3 separate regions of the Mus musculus genome follow, and regions 1 and 3 are each linked to region 2. The links are chromatin loops, found by intact Hi-C in ENCODE. Cell type or tissue: left cerebral cortex. All regions are shown on one strand.

Region 1 (8,000 bases), 170 kb before region 2:
AACCTAACAGCACTGTTTCCAATTCTGTGCTCATTGGTAATGCATTCATGTGTAATTTTAAGGGCCTTTGTGTATGCTGTACGAATTGATGTTGTTAAACTATAAACTGTTTCTCCCCCACTGTGTTATTTGGGATTCAAGCTTCAAAAACAAGCTGCTTAATAAGAAATCCCTCAAATAAAACAAAGAGGGTTTGAGGAGATGGCTCGGTGATAAAGTGCCCTCTGGGCAAGCATGAGGGCCTGGGTTTGCAGCAATGCACACCTGTGATCCAGCACCAGCGAGGCTGAGAGGATCCTTTGCCTTGGTGGGCATCCAGTCTAGCCAAAGTAGTGCACTTCAGGGTCAGTGAGAGACTCTGCCTCAAAAACAGTGGAGAAGAAATTGAGGAAGACACCCACACCTGATGTCAGCCTCTTGCTTCTACATGTGTGCTTACCCATACACCTGCATGTGAACATACAAAACCAAACACTTTAGGGGAAAAAAAAACCCAGTAAAAATCCTTCCTATTATATAGAGAAAAGTGGGTGCCATCTCACTGGCCCAATAGGCAAAGGTACTTGCAGCCACACCTGATCACTTCAGTGTAATCTCTGGGAACAACACAATGAAAAAGAGAACGGTCTACTGCCAGTTGTTCTTTTACTTCTATATGCATAGTGTACTGGGTGGTTTTATGTGTCAATTTGACCCAAGCTGAAGTTATCACAGAGAAAGGAGCCTCAGTTGAGGAAAGGCCTCCATGAAACCCAGCTATAAGGCATTTTCTCAGCTATCGATTAAGCGGTGAGGACCCAGCCCATTGTGGGCGGTGCCATCCCTGGGCTGGTAGTCTTGGGTTCTGTATGAGCAAGCCAGGGGAAGCAAGTCAGTAAGAAACATCCCTCCATGGCCTCTGCATCAGCTCCTGCTTCCTGACCTGCTTGAGTTCCAGTCCTGACTTCCTTTGGTGACGAACAACAATGCGAATGTGTAAGCTGAATAAACCCTTTCCTCCCCAACTTGCTTCTTGGTCATGATGTTTGTGCAGGAATAGAAACTCTGACTAAGGCACATAGTATACTTGTGCCCACACACATACACACAAAGTGTAATAAGCAAATTTGAAAGCATTTCCTCCTGAATGAAAAGAACCACAGCAGATACTGAACACATATCCCAGAAGCTTTGCAAGTTGGGAGAATTTGAGTACACTTGACTTAGACTCAGGAGAAGCCTCCCCAGTCTTTGTAGCAGATGAGTGTCTTTTTCTTTTCTTTTTTTTAAAAAAGATTTATTTATTATTATATTTATTATATTACTATATTTAAGTACTCTGTAGCTGTCTTCAGACACACCAGAAGAGGGCATCAGATCCCATTACAGAGACACCATGTGGTTGCTGGGATTTGAACTCAGGACCTTTGGAAGAGCAGTCAGTGCTCTTAACCACTGAGCCATCTCTCCAGCCTGAGTGTCTTATTTCAAAGGATCATCCAATTAATCATCTTTGTCCCAAATCCAGTGTCATCTAGCAGGCAAACGGCAGATGGAAAGAAACCCCACTGATTCTAAGCCCTATTAAATTGAAGTCTGAGAGCCAGAAAGGATGTATGGATGCTATCTTAGCTATTTTTCTATTTCAGCGAAGAGATAACCATTGCCAGAGCAACTTATAAAAGGAAACATTTAATGGGCTGTTTGCTTACAATTTCAGAAGGTTAGCTCTTGACCATTATGGCAGCGAACATGGTGGCACATAGGCAGGCATGGTGCCGAAGCAGTAGCTGAGAGCTTATATCCTGATCCAAAAGTTGGAGACAGAGAGAGAAGGGAGAGAGACTGGGCCACCAGCATGGGGTTTTTGAAGCCTCGGAGTCTACCCCTCGTGACACATCTCCAAGAGGCCATAGCTCCCAATCCTACCCAAAACAGTTCTGTCCACTAGGGACTAAGCAATCACATATATGATCCTATGAGGGCTTCTCATTTAAACCACCATAGGATGTATGAATGTATGTGTATGCACAAATATATATGGAGCTTGCTGAAGCCCTTTTTGTTTCTATCTAGTTTCAGGGCTGACCACTCAGCATGGACAACAGATAAAGGGGCTCATCCCTGGGAGAGAGAGACTCTTCTCCCAGAAGCTTTTAGTTGTCTGTAGTTCTTCGTCTAGGGGGAAAAATTCTGGAGAAATTTCCCCCTCCCACATCAACATGCCCATTGATACCACCATTGTTTTTGTCGCCATTTCTAGGAGAGACTGTTTCACGACAGACTTCCACAGACGTCCTAGTGTTCTGACTCTTACAGTCTTCCCAAGCTCTCTTCCACGATGTTCTCTGATCCATAGATGCAGGATCTGGGATGTAGATGTTCTGTTGGAGCTGGGCTGCCATGAACTCTTCATCTCTGCATTGTATCCAGCTGTGGTTTTCTGCTATGCTATTTGCTAAAAAGAAGCTTCTTGGAGGAGGGATGGTAGCTACTCTTACCCGTGGGCAGAAAAATAAGATTTAGAATGTAGTAGTATGGTGGTCTAGCATAGTAGTGGGTAGTAGAATCTTTTAATTTTTTTGATTACTCCTTTTAATTTTTTATGTGCATTGTTGTTTTTGTTGAAGGTGTGTCTGATGCTATGTATTACAATGCTGAATACTGACCCTGGTTGCCCTGAGAGAGAATCCACATGTACACAAAATAATGCTCCGTGACCTTGTGCCTTAATTAAAAACTATTGGTTGAAAAAAGATGCTGGCAGCCAATAGCTGTGTAGAAGAGAGGTAGCTGGGGTTTTGATTCCTAGGCTGGGGCCTAAGGAGGCCATAGGAGGGAGAAGAGAGAGGAGAAAACACCATGGGGTAGGTGAGTCATGAAAACATGGCCATGAGGGCTGACCAGTTGCAGTTAAGAGCAGCCCAGATGGAATATGGCAAGTTATAACGTGGGGTTATTGATAGGGAAGAAGAATAGCTAATAGCTTAGAGGGTAGATATCTGCCCAACTCTAGTGCTTTAAAGGCTTATTATAAATATAAATATTTTATGTTTTTTTTAATCTGGGGACTGAATGACTTAAAGCGGGGATAGAAACCACTGATTGAGGTTTAAAAATTACCACAACTGTATTTTGCTTGCATGAGGGTGTTGGATTTGCCTGGAATTGGAGTTAGAGACAGTTGAGAGCTGCCACGTGAGTAGGTGCTTGGAATAGAAACTGAGAGATTTGAGGCATCTCTCCACCCTCAGTAGATTCTTTTCTAACTGATTATGACCTCGCTTGACCCAGGAAGCTGGGTAGGTTTTCAATATCAGGCACGACTCCTTATTGAGTGAGGCTCCCATCCAGTTACAGAGAGGTTGATCATGCCATTTGAGTGCCACCATTGCACCATTATATTTTGCTGTAAAACAGCCATGGCTAGTTTTTATGCAGTCCAAGATCCCAGCCTAGAGATTGTTATATCTCTCAAGGGGTTGGTTGGTCTTCCCATCTCAGTTAATTAACTTATTAACTAGGCATGTCCAGTGGTCTATCTCCCAGGTGATCTAGGTCTCATTAAATTAACCGCAAGAGCCTTACGGGAGGGTGTTTGGGAGAAACTGAATTTGTAGCCCTCTGCCTCTCACTCCTGTGCTATTCAGCAGAAAACTGACACCATTCCACAACGGGCCATCAGTTTGGAGCATCCTCATAGATGTGTATATTAATGTGCAGCTGGATAACAAAATTGAGTTGTTCTACAAAAGCATTCATCAATACCTCTTATATCCATGGAGGGGAACTTGGCAAGTATGTAGCACCAAGATACAGCTGACCCCTTAAGAATTGGAAAGTTTAGCCGGGTGTGGTGGTGCGCACCTTTAATCCCAGCACTTGGGAGGCAGAGGCAGGCGGAGTTCTGAGTTCAAGGCCAGCCTGGTCTACAAAGTGAGTTCCAGGACAGCCAGGGCTGTACAGAGAAACCCTGTCTCGGAAAACCAAAAAAAAAAAAAAAAAAAAAAAAAAAAGGAAAAAAAAAAAGAAAAAAGAAAGAAAGAATGAATTGGAAAGTTTGCAGCACCATGAGTAAGGAGGTAGCCAAGCCCACACAGCTAATAATAAATGGAACTACAGTAACTCTGAGCCCTCCTGAGCTGGCTTTGAAGCCTGTGCTCCTAGTCAGATGTGTTATTGACCTTCCTGTGTGGATAATAATAGGAAGGGAGACATAAGGGGGAGTCCAGATTTCTTCCACTTCTGTGTTTGCTTGTTATGACGATTTATGAACTCTGAGCATTAGATGTTTCTGGTGGTCAGAGAACTTACATAATTTAATCAGGATGATTTGCCATGACCTCATAATCTATTCTGATAACTCTGCATGGCATGGGCACACATCGAGTATTAGGGAACTTCCTTCCTTCCTTCCTTCCTTCCTTCCTTCCTTCCTTCCTTCTTTTATTTTTCTTTCCTTATTTTATTTTATTTTATTTATTTTACATCCCGACTGCAGTTTCCCCTCAATGCTCCCCTCCTACCTACTCCTCTGTTTCTCTTCAGAAAAGGGCTGGCTTCAATGGATATCCACCAACCATGCCACGGCATATCAAGTTGAAGTAAGACTAGACACCTCCACTCGTATTAAAGCTGGACCAGGTAACCTAGTCGGAGGAAAGGGTTCCCAAAAGCAGGCAAGAGAGACCGAGACTCCCACTGTTAGGAGTTCCATAAGAAGACCAAGTACACAACTGTAACGTATGTATGGAGGGCCTGGTTGGTAGTTCTGTCTTTGTGAGTTCCTGTGAACCCAGGTTTGTTGATTCTGTGGGTTTTCTTGTGGTGTCTTTGACCCCTCTGGCTCCTACAATTCTTCCTTAGGGGACATTCCTTATCTTGTACTGCACATCTTTCTAGTTTCAAATGGCTGCCATGGCTGGTCCTGCTCAGTGTCTAAAAGTGAACGCTAGGTGGCAGTCAAGGCTCAATGATTTTGGTGTGGCCTCTTGAAACCAGTACTTGTGCATAAAGTCATAAAGGGCTCCATCTATGGAGTTTACCCAGAACCTGGACAATGCCTTTTTATTCCCATGGATTATCACCCCCCCCCCCCAAGCAAAACTGCCACTGCCCGAGGAATGGGGTTGAGGGCTTTTGAATCAGACCAGTTTGGCTTTGAAAACTGGCTCTCAGGATCAGAAAGCACTCTGTAAGTCACCTAAATTGGGTGGTTTCTCTTACCATTGAGAGATACTAAGAAAGTTTTCTGCTACCACTTAAAGCTATTTTTCTTGTACTACCCTGGAGTGGAATGCAAGGGCAGGCAAAGGTTTGGGAAAACACTCAGATCCTAAGGCAGCCACAAAGCTGTATGTATGGCTGTCCTATCAATCCAGTTGCACATAGACGGTGTACCTTCGACTCCGCCTGGGCTTCTGCAGAGACTCACAGTCCTTCTTCCATCTTTGCCACTCTCTATCCTCTCCTCTGCCATTCTGAGTTCTACCTCTCTTTGTCCTGCAATGCACTTCTACAATAGCCAAGAGAGAAATGCATCCCTTCTACAGTTCCTTACGTACCAACCTCACAGTGCAGCATGCTATATCTTGATGAGTTTCTGGATAGGCTATCTTCTGTTTCTCTGCTCCTGTCTTCCCCTGGGAGCCTACAGGAATCCACAGAACATACTATAGTCCCTAGGGAGGGCAGCCCTAAGGCACTCTGGTACCAAGACAGTGCAAGAAGAAGCACATTTATTTGCTGATATACTTCTAAGTAGGAAATAACTTTTCTTTCCAAGAGGACTTAACACTTGGGAGGTAGGGGCAGGAAGTGATTTACGTGGACCTGATGGCCTGTACCCACCCACCAGGAGCCCGAAGAAGCCCTTCCTTTCTTAAATTACTTTTGTTAAGTATTTGGTCACAGCCCAGAGAATATTGTTCAGATGTAAATGGGATTGCTTCTTTACTCTTGCCAAGATAATCGACAGTGTTGCTATGGAGGGAAGCAAGAAACAGAAAAATGGAATAAAACAACGTGCATTTGTTTTAGATCACTGCACACATTTCTAGTGCATTTTCATTCCACCGATGATCATGCAAATAACTTGGGCCAATTATATGCCCCTTACCCCAGACAACATCTCTCTATGTTGCCCAGGCTGGTTTCAAATGTGATTCTCTTAGCTCAGCCTCTCAAGTATCAGGATTTATAGATATAACCACATGTCACATTCCCTCCCCTTCCCCCCTCTGCCCCCTCCCCCTCCCCCTCCCTTTCCCCTCCCCCTCCCCCTCTCCCTCTTCCTCTTGATTTTTTGAGATAGGATCTCACATAGCCCAGGCTTGCCTGAAACTCACAATGTAACCAAGGATGACCTTGGACTTCTGGTACTCCTGCCTCCATGTCCCAAGTTCTGGGATTATAAGTGTGGGCCTTCCATGTTTGGTTTATCTAGTACTGAGAATTGAATCCCAGGCTCCATGCATGCTAGGCAAACATTCTACCCAATGAGCTACTCAGCCTCACACATTCTCTTAAGACTTATCTCAGTCTTCACAGGTCATGAGTAGGTTGACCTTAGGGTTCCTGGGCAATGAGTTCACTCTAGTATGAATGATAACTTTGTATTGTAGAGAACACTCAATTCATGTCCATAGGGAGGCAGGGCAGGGAAACTAAAACCAGGGGACACGATAGTAACCAGACAACATCCTCCTCACGTGGATGTATTGTCCTGGATGGAACTTTTCTTTCCTTTTGGGTTTTTGTTTGTTTGTTTTGTTTTGTTTTGTTTTGTTTGCACAAAGTAGAAATCCCTCAAACTCTTTCCATTTTCTTTCTGTTCTCCTTCTCTTCTTCGAGGCATGTATGCTCCAAGCCATCCTAGAAGAACATAGTAGTGGAAGAAGCCCAGGAGTAATGCTAACAGTTAAGCAGTAGCAGTGATGGCTAATGCTTATCAAGGACTTAAGATATGCCAGGCTACAGTCTCCTTTATGCTGCTGGAACAGAATACTGTTCTGGGCAACTGGATAATTAGTGAAGATCAAGAATTTATTTCTCCCATGTGAGACTAGAAGTCAAAGATTAAGGTTTCTGAAGAGAAGGAGCAGGGAAGAGCAAACTGCCAAGTGCTGCAGACAATCTCTCTCTCTTTCTTTTAAAATAAAATTTTATGTTTATTTATGTGTCTGTACATCTCCCTCCATGTGTATGTGAATATGAATACATAGCTCATGGTAGCCAAAAGAGGGCATCAGATCCCACAGTGATGGGACTACAGATGGTTATGAGCCCCAGCTTGGGTACCCAGTTCCTCTGCAAAAATAGCATGCACTCTAAACCCTTGAGCCATATCCTCAGCCCCTATACAGTCTTGTTTCTAAGAGCCTTAACCGTCTCAGGAAAGAGCACTGCCTATCCACTTCTTACAGGCCTCCCATCACATCTCAATGGTATCACATTACGACACCTGGATTTTGGAAACAACATACCCAATCAATAGTATGTGAACTAATCTAATCTAATCTAATCTAATCTAATCTAATCTAATCTAATCTTATTTATTTATTTATTTATTTATTTATTTATTTATTTTGAGATGAGTCTCTGTGAAACCTTGATTGGCCTGGAACTCAGAAATCTGCCTGCCTCTGCCTCCCAAGTACTGGGATTAGAGTTGTGTGCCCTCACTGCCCAGCAATCTAATAGATGTATTGATTTTTAAATGGCCATGTAAGGCCATAAATACCAAATCTTGTATTTATCTGGATGCAACTAAAAATCTATGATAGTATGAGTTTTTCTCATAGTGTTATGTTAGGAGATCGTCTTTGTGTAACATATTAGGGAATGAGTCAAGAACTATACCCTGTCTATATTCAGAGTCAGACATTCTTAATGTGTGGTTTTTGATTTTGTTTTTTAAAGAAAACATACTATATCTCCATCCCAGCTAGAAAAAAGAGTGAGGGTGAGTAGCAAAAATGTCTGTCTGCCAAAGATGCTTATTCTTAGTTTGTAAGATCAAG
Region 2 (8,000 bases):
AGACCACTTTAACTCTTTGTCTTTGATGTCCCCCAAGTTCATCCTGGCTAATTAATGCAGCAGTTATGGGACTGGAGGGTATAGCTTAATGACGAGAGAGAGCCTGAACCCAGTCTTTTACTTACTAGAGCTATACCATCAAGGCTTTGATCACTGCTAATAATCATCAAAAATTTTTAATTTACATAGTTTCTATGACTCCCGGATCAACAGTCCTAAAACCCGTTTCCTTAGGGAAGAAACTAAACACAAAGCAAAAGCACATTTCTTAATAGTTTTACACATGGGTAGCTGGGCACAGCTCTTGTATCTCCTCATGATTCCAGACTCAAGGCCAAGTCTGGCAATGAACTATGTTTACAATGGACCATGTAGGCTTTTATGACCCTTATGGTTATGTTGTCTAGATCCTTTCCCATGGCCTTAAAGGCCATCCAGAGGACCCGTTCCCCATCCTCCATAGCCTCATTGCCACCTCCATTCCCTATTCCTGAAAACTGCATCTGTCATTGATTATGGCAAGGTTAGCTCCGAGTAATGGGGGGAAGTCTATTCCCCAGAAAGAAAGATTGAAAGTAGAGCAGTAAAGAGAGCAGATTGGCTTCTGGGCAACAGCAGTCATCAGCAGACACGAGGATCATGGGGATCAATGAGCTGCCGATGCTCCAGGGGCAGGAACTGTGTCACACCTCCCCTTAGGAAGCCATGCTGGACCCGGCATTTCCCTATGGTTTTCTTCTACTTAAAATATTTATTGGTACTTAGTCTTCTCTGCCCCTAAGTAGCAGTAATAGTGTTACCATACCATCACAACAAATTTCCTCAGCTCAGTTTTTTATAGGGAAGGTATAGATACCACCGGGCTGGTGCAGTGGGAGAAAACATAGCTTGAAGCTGGAGTGGAGAGGAGACAGATTAGAGTAAAGGGGTCAGGGCTGACCTGCACATCTCTCTCTGGTCTTTAATAAGCTGATTCCTGTGCAATTATGACCCACTGATTGATTCTCTTGGGTTGGGGGAAGGGAAAGGCATTTGTTTCTTGACCTGCTAGGCTGGGCTCGAATCTTTGGAGTTTATGTAATGATGAACTTCATTTTTTTTTTAAAGTGCTCCTTTAAGATAATAAAAAAGGTAGGCCTCATTTGGTAAAGACTTGTGCAAACCAGCAATGTGACTCCTGAATTCTACCCCACACTTGACGTTTTCAGGTTTTGCTGTTTGTCTTTCTTTGTCATACTCTCTCTCATTCCCAGGCTTCTTTATTTAGATGTCCATCTTCTTTCATAGCATTACTTACAGTTCCCTTACCCATGCATGCAGTGACGGATGTAAGCTCTGCCTTGGCTATTTTCCCATTGGGAGATTTCTGTCATTAGTTACACAGAGTCCTTACACGAATTTTCTAAGGTACTGATGTATTGAATCTCATGTTCTCAGGTCTCTCTCTCTCGCTCACACACACACACACACACACACACACACACACACACACACATTCTCTATCTGTTTCTCTCTTTCACACTCACTCATTCTTTCTGTCATACACATTCTTTCTCTCTCCATCATTTCTCTCTCACACATTCATTCTTTCTCTCTCTGTCACACACATACATTCTCTTTCTCTCTCTCACATACACACACAGCCAAAAGTTCATGGGGGTGAGAGCAGACAAGGCCAAAGGCATCTGGGCAGGAAGTTTGCTGCCCACACTACCTAGATTTTTGTTATTTCCTATTTTAAACTACAAGAAATTTAGGGAGCCAGAAGAAAAAAATCTTGTGTAATATTTTTATATTTTTGAAGATAATTTGTGTATTAGTAAAACCGGCAAATTAGACTCTTCCCCTATGTACTAACTTGTGCGTGTATGTTTTCTCTTGGGAGTGTGACCTTATAAAATACACTTGCCCATATCTGCCACCAAACCATTTTATAAGACCCCTGTGTTTAGACATGAGAGAACTTGTCTAGTTATGCCTCAAGTTATCCCTTGATTTCAAATAAAGATCCATAGAGGCTAGAAGATATATTTATATTGCCATATTATTTGTAGGAATCTAAGAGTTATTTAAAACTTCTAGGCATCATTAGGGATAGGAGATGATTTTGGCTTTTTTAAAATAGTGAAGTGTTATGAAAAAGCCGTAGGTTGTTTTATTTATTGTCAAAGAATCAGTAACTAAATGGTGGGAGCAATGGGGTATATTTCATTGCTTAAAGGCATATGCTAATATGAAAAATCAAAGGAATTGCAAGTTTTAGAAAATAAGTATTCCTGTGTGTAAAAATTAGACAGGGCTTCTTGCCTCAATGTCTACAATTTGCAAATTTACTGTGTTGAGGATGAGATGTCTCAAAACTTAAGTAACTACTACTACTACTACTACTACTACTACTACTACTACTACTATTTATAAAAGAAAGCATTTAATTGGGTTTACAGTTTCAGAGGGTTACAGTCCAGGAGGGTGAGTCAAGGGCATGGCATCAGAAGCAGATGAGATTTCACATTACTGATCTGTCCAAAGTCTGGGGGAGGAAATGGTCTTTTCCCTCAATTGTATTTGCCCAAGCTGAAGAACTACTGCATGTAAATTACAAAGACCAAGCAGCACATACGAATGTGTAGGGGGTCTAGGTCCAGCCCCTCCATGCTCTTTCGTTGCTGGTTCAGTCTCTGTGAGCCCCCATGGGTCCAGGTTAGTCGACTCTGTAGGTCTTCTTGTGGTGTCAGTGACCTCTCTGGTTCACTCAATTCTATCCCCAATTCTTCCACAAGATGCCCCCAGCACCACATAAATTACCGTGCAAGTGTGAGGAGACAGGAACACCAGTGGGAGCTGGCTGTCAAGACTTGTGATCTATGAAAGCTTGGGTATTGATCAGAAGTCATTACCTGGAGAAAAACACTGAGGACGATCACCAACATCAACCTCTGGCCTCCATATGTACACCCCACACATGTGTCCCCATGCTGCAAACATGCCAGTCACACATACGGTAAAACCGAAAAAAAGGAAAAGAAATTCACTATCTCGTTGCTAATGAACACGGGGGACCTGTAAGATGTGACTTTTCAGAAATTGCCGTAGATCAGAATTTTTAAGATCTGATGCGGGAGTGCCAAACCTGCCTCAGCTTCATCTCATGTTTCTGCATCTAAGAGGCCAGACAGCCAGAGTGCTTGGGGACCTTGTGATGACAGACTTGACCAGAATAAGGGGGAATCAGGAGCTTGACCGTTAAAAGAAATCCTCTGGATGGGCAGGGCTTGAGATGGAGTGGGCTTGGCAGCCAGGTTCCTATACAGCTAGCTTTCTGTAACTAATTGGGAAGAATGGGAATGGATATTCATTGCAGAGTGTCCTCAAACTGTAAGTAACTTCTGCCAAATGCCATTTCTCACTGAAAAGCCTTGCGCGGGCTGTAAACTGTCTGCCAGAAAGGGGTTAAATCTGTCCTTTTATAGAAACTGAAAGCACCTCTGTGACACCTACTGATTGCCTGTCTCCTTGTGTGAGGCTAACACAACTCTGGAGAGTTGATTCCTTTTACTTCCAATGTCTCAGAGGGCTGAACAGTGCCATCTACTGGTTCAGTTTGAAATGAGCTGGTTCAAAGTATTTCTCCTTTAATACCAAGAAGTAGCTACTGCCTCACTGGATGTCATGTTCTCAGCAATGTGTGTCACTTCCCAGAAGCACAGGCTCCTCCCTTACTAGGGAGAGGCAGCACGGGACTTGGGTTTCTGCAGAGTGTCACTTAAAGGTTTTGTTGTTGTTGTGGTTCGTTTTGTAAACCTTTCAAAATCAAAACTCAAAAGAAATAGCACAGAATTCTGCGTGCTTTAAGAGTTTCTCATTGCTTAGGATTTTATCCTGGCGTTGAAGGAATGTGGCTGAAATAAGCTGTTCTCTGCTTTAAGAAACTCTAAACCTTCCCATGGCTAGCCTTGTATACTTTAATCAAGGCCCAATTATTTTCTAAATAGCCCATTTTTTTCCCTAAGATTTATTTTACTTTTAAGTGTATGAGTATGTGTATTGAGTGTGTGTGAGCATGTGTGTATGTAAGTATGTATGTATGTATGTATGTGTCTTTCTGTGTATGTATGAGTGTGTCTCTGTGTGTATCTGTGTATATCTATGTGTGAGTATGTCTCTGTGAGTGTGTGAGTATATGTATTCGTACATGGGTGTACCTATGTATGTGTGTATATCCTGTGTGTACATGTGTGACTGTGTCTCTGTATGCATGTGTGTCTGCATATTTATCTGTGCATGCATGTGTGTGAGTGTCTCTCTGTGGTGTGTGTGTATGTGTGTGTGTGTGTGGTAAGTGCCAATGCCTAAAGTCAGAGGTGCCAGACCCTCCTGGAGCTGTAGATACAGGTGGCTGTGAGCCACCCAGTCTGGGTTCTGGGGCAAACTCAGCTCCTCTGTAAGCATGTTGTGTTCTCTTAGTCACTGATACAGCTCTCCAGTCCTTAATTATTTTTTAAAAAAGATTTGTTTATTTATTTTATGCACGCGAGTACGCTGTTGTTCTCTTCAAACACACCAGACAAAGGCATTGGATCCCACGACGGATTGATTGGTTATGTAGTTGTTGGGAATTGAACTCAGGACCTATGGAAGAGCAGCCAGTGTTCTTATCCACTGAGCCATCTTCCCAGCCCCCAGCCCTTAGTTATATACATACATACACACAGACACAGACACAAACACACACACACACACAAACATTTATTCTTTGAGAATTTTTTCATTTTTTTTAAACACACTAAGTCTAATTTGTGTTGCCCATTGTGTTGAGTTTAAGTTGCAGGACCACTTACTGGACCATAATTAACCTACCAGAGGCCACATCCCCAAAGAAAACTGACTCTCCTTCCTATCGAAGCAGATAACTGCTCCTTAGCTATGGATGGAAGCTGGTGTGCCCCTCCCCTTCCCCACTCATCAACAGCCTTAAATCTTAGGTTAACCCTGTCAATCTCTGACCTCTTAGCTTCATTTCATGAAGTGTCCATGTCCGTGTGCCCTGAACACTCTTTCTTTCCTTAGCTCACCATGCCTGTTAAGAATGGAGAAAGCTTGGGCTATCTTGGGATGCTGTGTTCTGGCAAGTCAGTGTGCAGTGTCCACATTTCTCACTGTGGGTTTTCTTACGTCAGAGCTCTACAAAGTTTGCTAGGGAGCAATAGGACAAACTAGTTTTCAACCTTTTATTCACTGGGGGAGGTGTGAAAAGCCGCAGAGGCAGCCTGAGGAGAAGATGCAGGCTTGTCTAGACTGCAAATTGAACAACTGCGTGTTGGTGTATTTACGTCATTTAAGAAAAAAACAAAACAAAACAAAACAACGGTGAACATCTCTCCACTAGGTACCAATCACCTGTGGGACCCTGGAGTTTGCCTTTTGTTTTATGGAAAGAGATGCATTTGTGAGCGGATTCACGGACTTGTTATTCCGTCTGTTGAGATCTCTGCTGATTTGCTTCACAGACTCCTGGGGGGTGTGAGACCAGCATGGCCTTGAACCACACTGCCCTACCTCAGGATGAGCGCCTGCCCCACTATCTTCGAGACGAGGACCCTTTTGCTTCCAAACTTTCCTGGGAAGCGGATTTAGTGGCTGGCTTTTACCTAACAATAATCGGTAAGCTTCCTTAATGCTTCTGTGTCAGAGGCTGCATTGAGAGAATTCATAGGCTGTATTGATTTTGCACAAATGATTCTGATAAGTACGTGGGTATTAGCAGAGGTGGAGAAGGTGAATTGGCATTGTGACAGTCAATCAATGTTTCATAAAAAAATGACTGTTGCTCTCATTAGGGATAAATATTCTATTAATAATCCAAAGAACATTCATAGTGAATTCTTTATCTCAAAGCTACTTCATTTGGTCACTTGATTACTAGGTTTGATTTCTGGCTATCAAAAGAGTGATAATTGATAATTTTTCTGTTTTAAAAAGAATGGCTCTTAGACACCATCTACTTTAGCTTCATTTTCTCATAAATGAGGGAACTCTGGCCCAATATAACAGTGACAGTGAACACTGCTTTATAAGTTGCACCTCAGTCCTATGAAGATAAAAATTATTCTGGTGATCAATGAAATTCCACACTTTGGTGAAAAGAGTTTTTGTGTATAACTCACACAGGGTTGAATCTGCCTTATGTTAGACTGTATTGTTCAAACTGGCAGCCACCCATGGCTCCTGAGTGGACAAACTGTTACCTTTCAAATGAGCAGATTGTAGTGAAAATGCACGCCTCCTATTGAAGGCTTAGTACTTGGAAAATAATGTACAAACATCTTACTGATATTTTGAAATATGAAATGTCCATTGAACTCATAATTTCTGGATTATGAGTTTATGGATTAGATTTATACATAATTTATGGATTAGTAGATTAAGTATTAAATTATTAAAACTAATTTTCTTTTGTGCTTTTATGCTGCTTAATGTGGCTACCAGAAAAAAAACCCAGCAACATATGTATAGCTCACATTTCTGGTTTATATTTCTACTGAATTGCACAATGCAATTTTGCACCAATGACATTTTGTCTGGGCGTGGTGGCATGTTTTTTAACCCTAGCATTTGAGAGTCAGAGGCAGGCAGATCTCTATGAACTCCAGGCCAAACTGGTCTACATAAAATTCCGGGCCAGCCAGGGCTAAATTGTAGCACTGTCTTTAAATATTTACCACATTTCTTTAATTTAAAGTTGCTATATTAAATTTGGGTGAGCTGCGTGCAGGTGGGTTCTATCTTTAGGTTTATGTGTCTTTAATATTTCAGATGTTGGTTCCAGCCTGCTTTCTCAACCTTTCTTTCTCTCCCTCCTTTCTTTGTTTCTTCCACTCTCCCTCCCTCCCTTTTTCTCTTCCCCTCCCTCTCTCATCTGTTTATGACTGGTGAAGAATTTCATGTAATTCCTGAAATTGGAAAAAAAAACACACTAGAATGTTCCATAGATCCCTCTATGGTCAGTGCTTGAGGCAGAAAGAACTTATGAGATTAAATCATATGCTCTGTTGCAAAATAATTTCAAGGATCCTCGTATTTACTGTGAGCATTTGACTACTTTTCATTTTAATTGAAATTTGGCCTTTTGAACACAAATATATGAAGTATCCACTCTTTGCTACGCTTAAAGCGAGAGTGCCTCAGAATAAACTCCACACCATGTCTTCCTAAACTCAGTGATCAGGAAAGGCAGACAAAGAATCATTTCACAAATTAGAATTATTTGTTCCAGTCAGTTGCAAGGGATGCTTTGAAAATAGTGTCTTTAACCAGATCAATGGCTCTAGGCGATCTAACCGTGGGAGAACGATTAGCCCATTCCCTTCCTACTTTGAAGGATTTTTAGCAAGAGAGTGCAGCAGTGTTGGTGGGAAATGAGAAAAGTTCTCATTTCATGCATGTTGAGTGCAAGGGAGTCAAGATCAGACTTAAGTGCTGGAGTGGAGCTTAAAACTTAGGTGTTGGAAAGGAAGTCCCCAAGCTAAGGGAGTACTAGGTGAATTGAAGTCACAGAAAAATCATTTGGGGTGAGTGAGGAAGGGTGGGTTTGGATGAGAATGGAGGGGCTTATACTCTTTCTAGACCCATGTCTGCTTGTCACTTGTTTAGATCCTTTTTAAGGAGCCCGAGTGGACAAAGCAACATTCTTGGTCATCTTTGTTAAATACTAGGAATCTTCGGGGAAACTGAAGAATGAGAATAGAAACCCCAGATTGATATGCAGGAGAAATAAATGTGAGGCCCGTTTGCCACTCTCTTCTCTCCATGTTAAAACCTGTTTTACTAACTGCCTAAGAGGAAGGCTTTTCAGCCCGTCTATACACAAAAGGTACAGGATTTTGATGATCCAAAAAAAAAAAAAAAAAAAAAAAAAAAAAAGACCACCCCCTAGTCTCTATCTTCATAATTTTGTTTTCCTTAGTCTTAAAAATAAATCTGATGTCTCATTATGCTCATCT
Region 3 (8,000 bases), 490 kb after region 2:
ATTTCCTCCACTTCAATCGTTATAGTTGTTATATTAATTCCCTAGCCTCAGTGTCTTAAAATTTTATTACTTTTATTTTATTTATATTATTTTAAAGAACTAACATTTGGATAATTATGCATGTATTTATTCATTTTTGTTATATAACATAGACTGAGGCTTTCTGTTTTTATTCCTTCTCTCAATTCAATTTTCTGGTTCTCTTTTCCTAATGGCTCTCTATCCATCATTTACATCTGTCAATGTTTGTTGCGAGATGATATTGTAATATACGGCTCCCAAATCTGAGTACTAAAACATTTAACATTATATTTGTCAATTTGGTTGCTTGCCATGGGCTGTTTGAAGACTGACACTTGCCCACAAACAGCTTTTTCTACCATCAGAGCTGGTAGTGCACCCAAGGAACAGAGTATCAGAATTGTAAGCCTCGATTTTACTTTGATATGCTTGTATTTTCCCAAGATCAGAAGCTCAAAACATCACTTCTCGACCTGTTGGCTAAGATCAAGAACAGAAACTCAAAATATAATCCATGTATGCTCAATTCAAACATCGTAAAATGTTAAGAATCCTCCTGAAGCACAATAAGATGCTTCTCATGTTATTGAAGCAGGTAGCATAGAACATATGTGACTCTTATTGTCTTATGAAGAGGACATTTTTGGTTTCTTTGGAAATTCAGTTGTGTCATGTGATGTTTTTCTTGAAACTGTCTTATGATAGGATATTTTTGCTTAAGCAGACACATGGGAGGATGTTTTTCTGAGAACATACATGTAGTGTTTCTCTGGAAGCTGCCTGGAAAAGAGGCACGTGACGACTTGCTAGAGGGGATGCTGGAGAGAACACATGATGTTTGGAAAGGGTATAAAAATTGCCCATCAGACTGTGGATGACAGTGTGGCATTGGTTTACACTGACATTCTTTGCTGGTCTTCATTGGGTTTGCTGATCACGGTCTTTGCTGATGATGCTGTATGGTATTGATTCACGTTGACACTCATGGATGATCATTCTTTGTCATGAATTGGTAGAGAGAAACACACTAAAGAACTTCTGGTGGTGCTCTGATGACTTCTTGCCAACTCCCTGGACACAGGCCAATTGGCAGGAGTCTCAAGATTGCTTCTGGATCAAACTGCCACTGCTGACTCATGAATTGTGTTTGCTAGGGGATCAAACTACTAGAGCTAATTTGTGTGAACTGAACTGCTCACATCCTGACAAAGCAGATTGGTTTGGCCAGAAAGAACTATTTCTAAACAGGTCCACACCTACCTTTGCTCCATTAAGCTTTCCTTTCCACTACCTCTGGTATGTGGTGGACTAGAACAGAGGTTAAAGCATTTAAGTACAATTATTAACGTAGAACTTTAGAGATATAAGCCTAAAATCCTGTGGATTTTGTTCAATGTGATGACTGTTAGGTGACAAATACCCATTACTTTCATTTTCTGAAGCTCTTCTTTGTGTTGTATGTTGGACTTCAGGCAACACACTTCTGCATCCTATAGCATTGTAGAAAAGCTTTCTATGATTTATAAAACAAGTGCTTCAGCATGTAAAATACACAGTCAGTATTTTCCAGAACCACCCAGCCATGGCCTAGAGTAAACTTCCAGCAGCTTGTGAGACTGGCAGTTTTTCTATGAGGGGATTTTATTTTCTAAAGCCTTACGTGCACCTGATATTCCTGTAAGGGCACAGCCTCTAGAAGATAGAATTTCAAGGTCATAAATTAGTTTTAACAAAGGATATAAGGTAGCTGAATTTGGTATTCTCTACCCACTGCAAAATTAATGCTGTGGCTTTTGCTAAGCTTGGGTAAAGCTGGGAAAAGGTTCTGTTTTCTTCTGTGCAGAGCACCATCATAATACTTACTTTCTATTTCAATTTGACTAGAGGGAGAAATTGACGCTGAGGGATATGTCTGATTCCATTATGCAGTTTAAAGTCCTTGCTGTAGCACAGAATTAATCTGCCTGTGTATTTGTGTGAGATTTTAAGAAATATTTTTTGGGGTGTGGTTGCTAAAACTATTACATTTTATATTGCTAAAACAAAATGACAAAAATTAGATTATTCATAATGTATAGAAAATTATTTGTGTTGTTGCATTAGAAGCTGGAAAATCTAGTGACATAGTTTTGACATGATATCTGTTCCTCATCTGGTGAGGGCTTGGGATAAATCACAACCTAAGAGGAGACATCTCATGACAAGACATAGCAAGGACTCATCTTTCTAGTTCTCTATTCATAAAGCTACTGATGCCAGTATAGAAACCATCTCTTCGCAGCCTTGTCTAATTATAATTATATACCTATGGCTTGACTTCCCAGTAACATTCACAAATGAAATTTGATATTACAAGACGTAAAATTTTGTGGTATACTTTTCTTTTCTTTCTTTTTGTTTTTTGATTTTTAAATTAGATATTTTCTTTATATACATTTCAAATGCTATCCTGAAGGTTCCCTATACCCTCCCTCTGCCTTGCTCCCCTACCCACCTACTCCTGCTTCTTGGCCCTGACATTCCCCTGTACTGGGCCATATAACATTTGCAATACCGAGGGGCCTCTCTTCCCAGTGATGGCCAACTAGGCCATCTTCTGCTACATATGCAGCTAGAGAAACGAGCTCTGGGGGTACTGGTTAGTTCATATGGTTGTTCCACCTATAGGGTTGCAGACCCCTTCAGCTCCTTGGGTGCTTTCTCTAGCTTCTCCATTGTGGGCCCTGTGTTCCATCTTATAGATGACTGTGAGCATCCACTTCTGTATTTGCCAGGCACTGGCATAGCCTCATATGAGACAGCTATAACAGGGTCCCTTCAGCAAAATCTTTCTGGCATATGCAATAGTGTCTGGGTTTGTTGGCTGATTATGGGATGGATTCCCAGGTGGGGTAGTCTGTGGATAGTCCATCCTTTCATCTTAGCTCCAAACTCTGTCTCTGTAACTCCTTTCATGGGTATTTTGTTCCCTTTTCTAAGGAGGAATGAAGTATCCACCCATTGGTCTTCCCTCTTCTTGATTTTCTTGTGTCTTGCAAATTGTATCTTGGGTGTTCTATGTTTCTGGGCTAATATCCACTTATCAGTGAATACATATCTAATGACTTCTTTTGTGATTTGGTTACCTCACCAAGGATGCTATCCTCCAGACACATCCATTTGTCCAAGAATTTCATAAATCCATTCTTTTTAATAGCTGAGTAGTACTCCATTGTGTAAATGTACCACATTTTCTGTATCCATTCCAGATGTACCCAGAGGGACATCTGGGTTCTTTCCAGCTTCTGGCTATTATAAATAAGACTGCTATGAACATAGTGGAGTATGTGTTCTTATTACCAGTTGGAATTTCTTCTGGGTATATGCCCAGGAGAGGTATTGCTGGATCTTCTGGTACTATTATGTCTAATTTTCTGAGGAACCTCCAGACTGACTTCCAGAGTGATTGTACAAGCTTGCAATCCCACCAGCAGTGGAGGAGTGTTCCTCTTTCATGTGGTACACTCTTCAACAATAATGATACTATATTTAGGTTGTAGCCTATTGTCTATGTATGACCAAGAAGACTTTAGCATTCTTCTTAGCTTTACACAGTGAATTTTAGCAGTCAAGTTGGAGACTCAAAAGCTATACAGAGTGTTTGCTTCTCATGTCACAGAATCCTAGCATTTTCATGCAGTTTTTTTCTAGTTAATCTACATTTCTGCATCCTTTGATCAAACTAGAATTACTTTTGACAGATCTTTATCTGGTAAAAGTCTTTACTATATCTATCCATTTTGTTTCAGTTGGGAATTTCATTTCAGTTAAAATGTTTTCTGCTCAATTAATTTGCATACTTGCAACAATATAGTAGTATAAGTATGGGTAAATAATATTATTACTCATTAGTGATTCTTTTTATGTATTAAAGGTTGGTATCAAGACTTTGGGATTTTTTGTTTAAGATGATTACTGTCAGTTTCTTGCTTTCTGTACATGTACATTCTGCCTATTACCCCCACCCTCACCCCTGTGTGCTTTCTGCCTATGGAAAAACTGAATGTGATCCTTGTATGGCTAGCTTTGACCTAGGCTGTATGGTTTGTTTGGCCAATGGGGTATGGGAAAGCAGCCACTTATTCTCTAACCTATATCTGATCTAACATCCCTTTGATTATCAGGTAAAGTATACAGAATGTGTTCTAGGGAGACCATACTCTTCTATCAATCCCAAAGCTCAGAAGGTCATTAGATATTATCTAAAACTTATAGCAGATATTTTAAACTTGCTTGATTTTTTTCTCTAATGAATTTGAAAACTTCTTTGATTTACAATTTTCTGTTGGTCTGGACCCACCCATGTTCATGTCATTACTTCTCCATGGGAACGTGTCATACAGGGCAACCTGAATTCATGTTGCTAGATCATGATCACTGATACATAATAAGAAAACAGTATTTTTTCTACACTTTGATGTGAGATCTGTATTTTGCACCAATGGTGACATTCTGCAACTTCTATGTATAGGTAGGTTTTAAAAATTCTCACAACAATTGGATCTCTTGAAGTATGTAATTTCTGGAAATTTACTGTAGTAATATTCAGTACAGTGAAGGAGTCTGCCTCTGATATGAGTTGTTCAGGTTAAGAAAAAGGTCAGGTAGGTTGAAGTGCCATGTTGAGAATGAAAAGGCAAGAAGAGCTGATATTTCAAGGTTTTGCATAAATAGATAAGAGGTCAGTGAAACTGTTTGCAAATTAGCCATTCTCAAAGTTATGAAAAATACAAAATATTTGCTTCAAATTCTTGAATTATCACATAGCTGATTGTACAGAAATAAATTACATCAAGAGTAGGAGAGTTCAATATTAGATTTATATCATTTCAGAGACTCCTTCTCCTTTTCCTCATTACAACACTGGTGGAAGTTTGCAACCATGGAGTGAAAATATTGGAGCAGAACTCACCCCCTCTTTGAATATACCATTGCTACAGACAAATTGTCAAGGTAAAAGTAGAGCCTTTACATGTTCAGAGAAGTAGACCCTAGATTTAGCGTTTTGTTATGCTAGTCTCCTATGAAACCTTAATCCAAGCTTCAGCTCCAGACTGAACCTCATTCAGTATTCTATCTTCCTAAACACACATTTTGAGCAGGAGCTAATAGGCTATAATCCAGATGTTAACCTTGATATTAACCTCAAAGGAATTACTGAACATTTACACGTCAAATTGTCAGCCGCAACATCATAATTCTGAATGTTTTATGATAACTTGATATTTTAAAGGTGGCATAGGGCTCAGGTAAGACGGCTCAGTAGAGAAAGGCATGTGCTGGCAAGCTTGATGAGCTAAGCTCAATTTCCTGGATATCTAGTTGGAAAGGGAATCAACTCCTAAATACTGTACTCTGATCTTTATATGTGTGATCACACACACATACACACACACGGGGGGGGGAGAGAAAGAGGGGGGGGTACACATACTATGCAGATGTAATGATAATACAGAACAAAGTAATGCATGTAGTACAAAGTAAATGTTCAATAAATCGAGTCTCTGGTGCTTTCTGCTGCTGCCCATGTGATTCATCCAGTAATATTGTCTTTCACTTTGCCTGCTTCTTTCTCATCTCTTATTTTCAAGTTCAAATAATATTAATAATTTCCATTGGCAATTTGCAGATGTGTCTTCTGGCAGCTATCAAATGCCAATAGTTTCTCTGTTAGTTGTGGGGCTCATCAAAGCTGGAATAAAAAGAATGTATTAACTCATTGGAAATTTTATAAATGTATTTGATCATTTTCACCTCTTACTGCTTTATGGAACTCCTCTTATATCTATTTCCCCACATCCTTAAAGCCCCCCAAATTTGTGTCCTCAATTTTTTTTTAAATGTAACTCATGGAGTCTCTTTATACTTGTATGCACTCACATGTATAGGGCCATCTGCTAAAGCTTAGTTCACCTCTCATGGACCGACCTTTACAAACAAGCAACTCCTCCTTTACCAGAAGTCATCAACTGTCAATCATTTTCCAGCAAAAAAAGGATTTGTGAGATATCTACAGCCTCCATGCCAGAATTTGAATAACCTGATCTTGTTAAAGTTTTTGCAACCAGCCTCAGCTGTTGTAACTTCATGTGTACAGTAGTAATATCATCTCCAGAAGACAATGTTTTACATAACTCTCCCACAATCTGTAATTCTTACATGTTTTCTGCAATGGTCTCTGAGCTATGGAGTGATCAGTTGGTCAGGCAGTGGTATAGATGACCTATTTGTGGCTGAAATATAGTTTTTGCAGTTCAACTGATTGTGTGTTTTTATGTTAAACACTGCCCACAGAGTTTCTCTGATAAAAAATTATAGCTTCAGTAACAAGTGAGTATAGAGATATGACTTTAAAGGACAGTTTTTACTCTGTCCCTTTAGAAGAATAACAGCAGCATGTTCACCCCTATGTCCCATGAGCCCCACAGCCATGAATTATTGGCTGGATTTACAGTCTCACATATGTGCCTCTGGAACAGCCATATCCACTGGAAATGGCAAAAAAATAAACCCAGCAGAGCTGTTGGACACAGTACCAGCCAAGCTGAGGCAAATGCTGTGATCACTTTTAACTTTTAGTCTCTGCGTGCTGGATTCTTGATTCTTGGGGACTGTTTTCTATAATGGCGGCACCAATTTGCACTCCCATCAATACTGTAAGATGATCCATGTTCTACACATCTTTGCCAGCATTTGTTGTATTTTTCCTTTTGCTTTTCTTTTCTCATTTTTTTAATGGTTTGTCAACACAGGGTTACTCCATGTAGCCATGGCTATATTGGAACTCACTCTGCAGACCAGGATGCCCACAAACTCAGAGCTTTGTCTGCTTCTCCTCCCAAGTGCTGTATGTGACTATGAAGCTGCTCAAAGTAGTCTTAATTTGCGTTCCTCTGGTGGTCCTTTTAAGGGTGGTGAAGACTTTGAAAAATATTTCTTGGCTATTTGCATTTCTTATGATAATTCTCTGTTAAGGTCTATATCCTGCTTTTAACCGGGTTGTTTGTTTTCTTGGTGTTTTACTTTTTGAGTGTTTTTTATGTTATAGACACCAATCCTGCCAGATTAACAGCTGGAAAAGATCGTTTCTATGGGATGCTTCTCCATTGATTAACAGTTTCCTTTGCAGGATAGAAGTTTTTAGGTTTTGTTTGGTTTTGTTTTGGTTTTTTTTTGTTTTGTTTTGTTTTGTTTTTGTTTTTGTTTTTTTTGTATTCCTTTTTTTCCAATTTTTTATTAGGTATTTTCCTCATTTACATTTCTAGAAGTTTTTTAATTGAATGAAATCCCACTTCTTCATTGTCGGCACCAATCCTAGGAAACCCTGGCTCTGATTAAGGAATCCCTTACTTGAACCTATAACCTGAAGTGTGCACCCTGTTTTTTCTTCCAGAAGTTTCAGAATTTCAGAATTAATGCTGAGTTCTCTGTTGTATTTAGAATTGACTTGTTTACAGAGTGGCAAGCAGAATTAAGATTCATTCTTTTACACATAGATAACAAATTTCCCCAACATTTGTTAAAGATGCTGTCTCTACCCTAATGTTTTAAATTTTGCATCTTCCTAAAAATTCTGTTTGCTGTATGTGTGTGGGCTTATACCTGAATTTTTAATTCTATTCCATTGATCTCTGTGTCTATTCTTTTTATTATTGATTCTGTAGTTTAACTTGAAATCAGGAATAGCAATACATATCTCCAGTAGCATTTTTATTAGATATATGAATATATATTATATATTAGTATAGACTCATATATCTGCTGTCTTTTGGGCTTTCACATACATATCTAGATTTTGTCTGTAAAGAATTGCATTGGAATTTTTATAGGCAATTCTTTGAATCTATAGATTGATTTTTTTGGGGGGGGAGATGGCTGTTTTCATATTAGCCACACTAGTGTAATTTTATGAGAGTTCTCTCTATCTTGTGGTATTTTCT

What was found. A loop is a pair of places that touch in the nucleus more often than their neighbours do. Peaks named below come from ENCODE experiments on the same cell type or tissue, not always from the same donor. Only the 100,000 strongest peaks of a DNase experiment are listed, where the experiment ranks them.
Region 1: a loop joins it to region 2, with 8 times the contacts of the local background. A loop is called at or near these places in 8 of 42 quality-filtered maps.
Region 3: it touches region 2 in a loop (4-fold over the local background); 3 of 42 quality-filtered maps call a loop at or near these places.

What each region holds. Positions count from the first base shown.
Region 1 is chr17:42,779,274-42,787,273 of GRCm38, reverse strand. It overlaps a transcript of Cd2ap not described here. Among named protein-coding and RNA genes, the nearest start is that of Adgrf2, 41 kb to the right of the region's middle. In left cerebral cortex, a CTCF peak has its summit at 4,933 (motif pointing right); a DNase peak (open chromatin) is centred at 4,933.
Region 2 is chr17:42,608,841-42,616,840 of GRCm38, reverse strand. It overlaps Opn5 (opsin 5), which reads left to right and starts at 5,528. Exons shown (of 7, transcript NM_181753.4): 1 at 5,528-5,661. The coding sequence starts at 5,532. In left cerebral cortex, a CTCF peak has its summit at 3,589 (motif pointing left); a DNase peak (open chromatin) is centred at 3,596.
Region 3 is chr17:42,114,122-42,122,121 of GRCm38, reverse strand. No RefSeq gene overlaps it. Among named protein-coding and RNA genes, the nearest start is that of Ptchd4, 200 kb to the left of the region's middle. In left cerebral cortex, no CTCF peak of the experiment used is centred here; no DNase peak of the experiment used is centred here.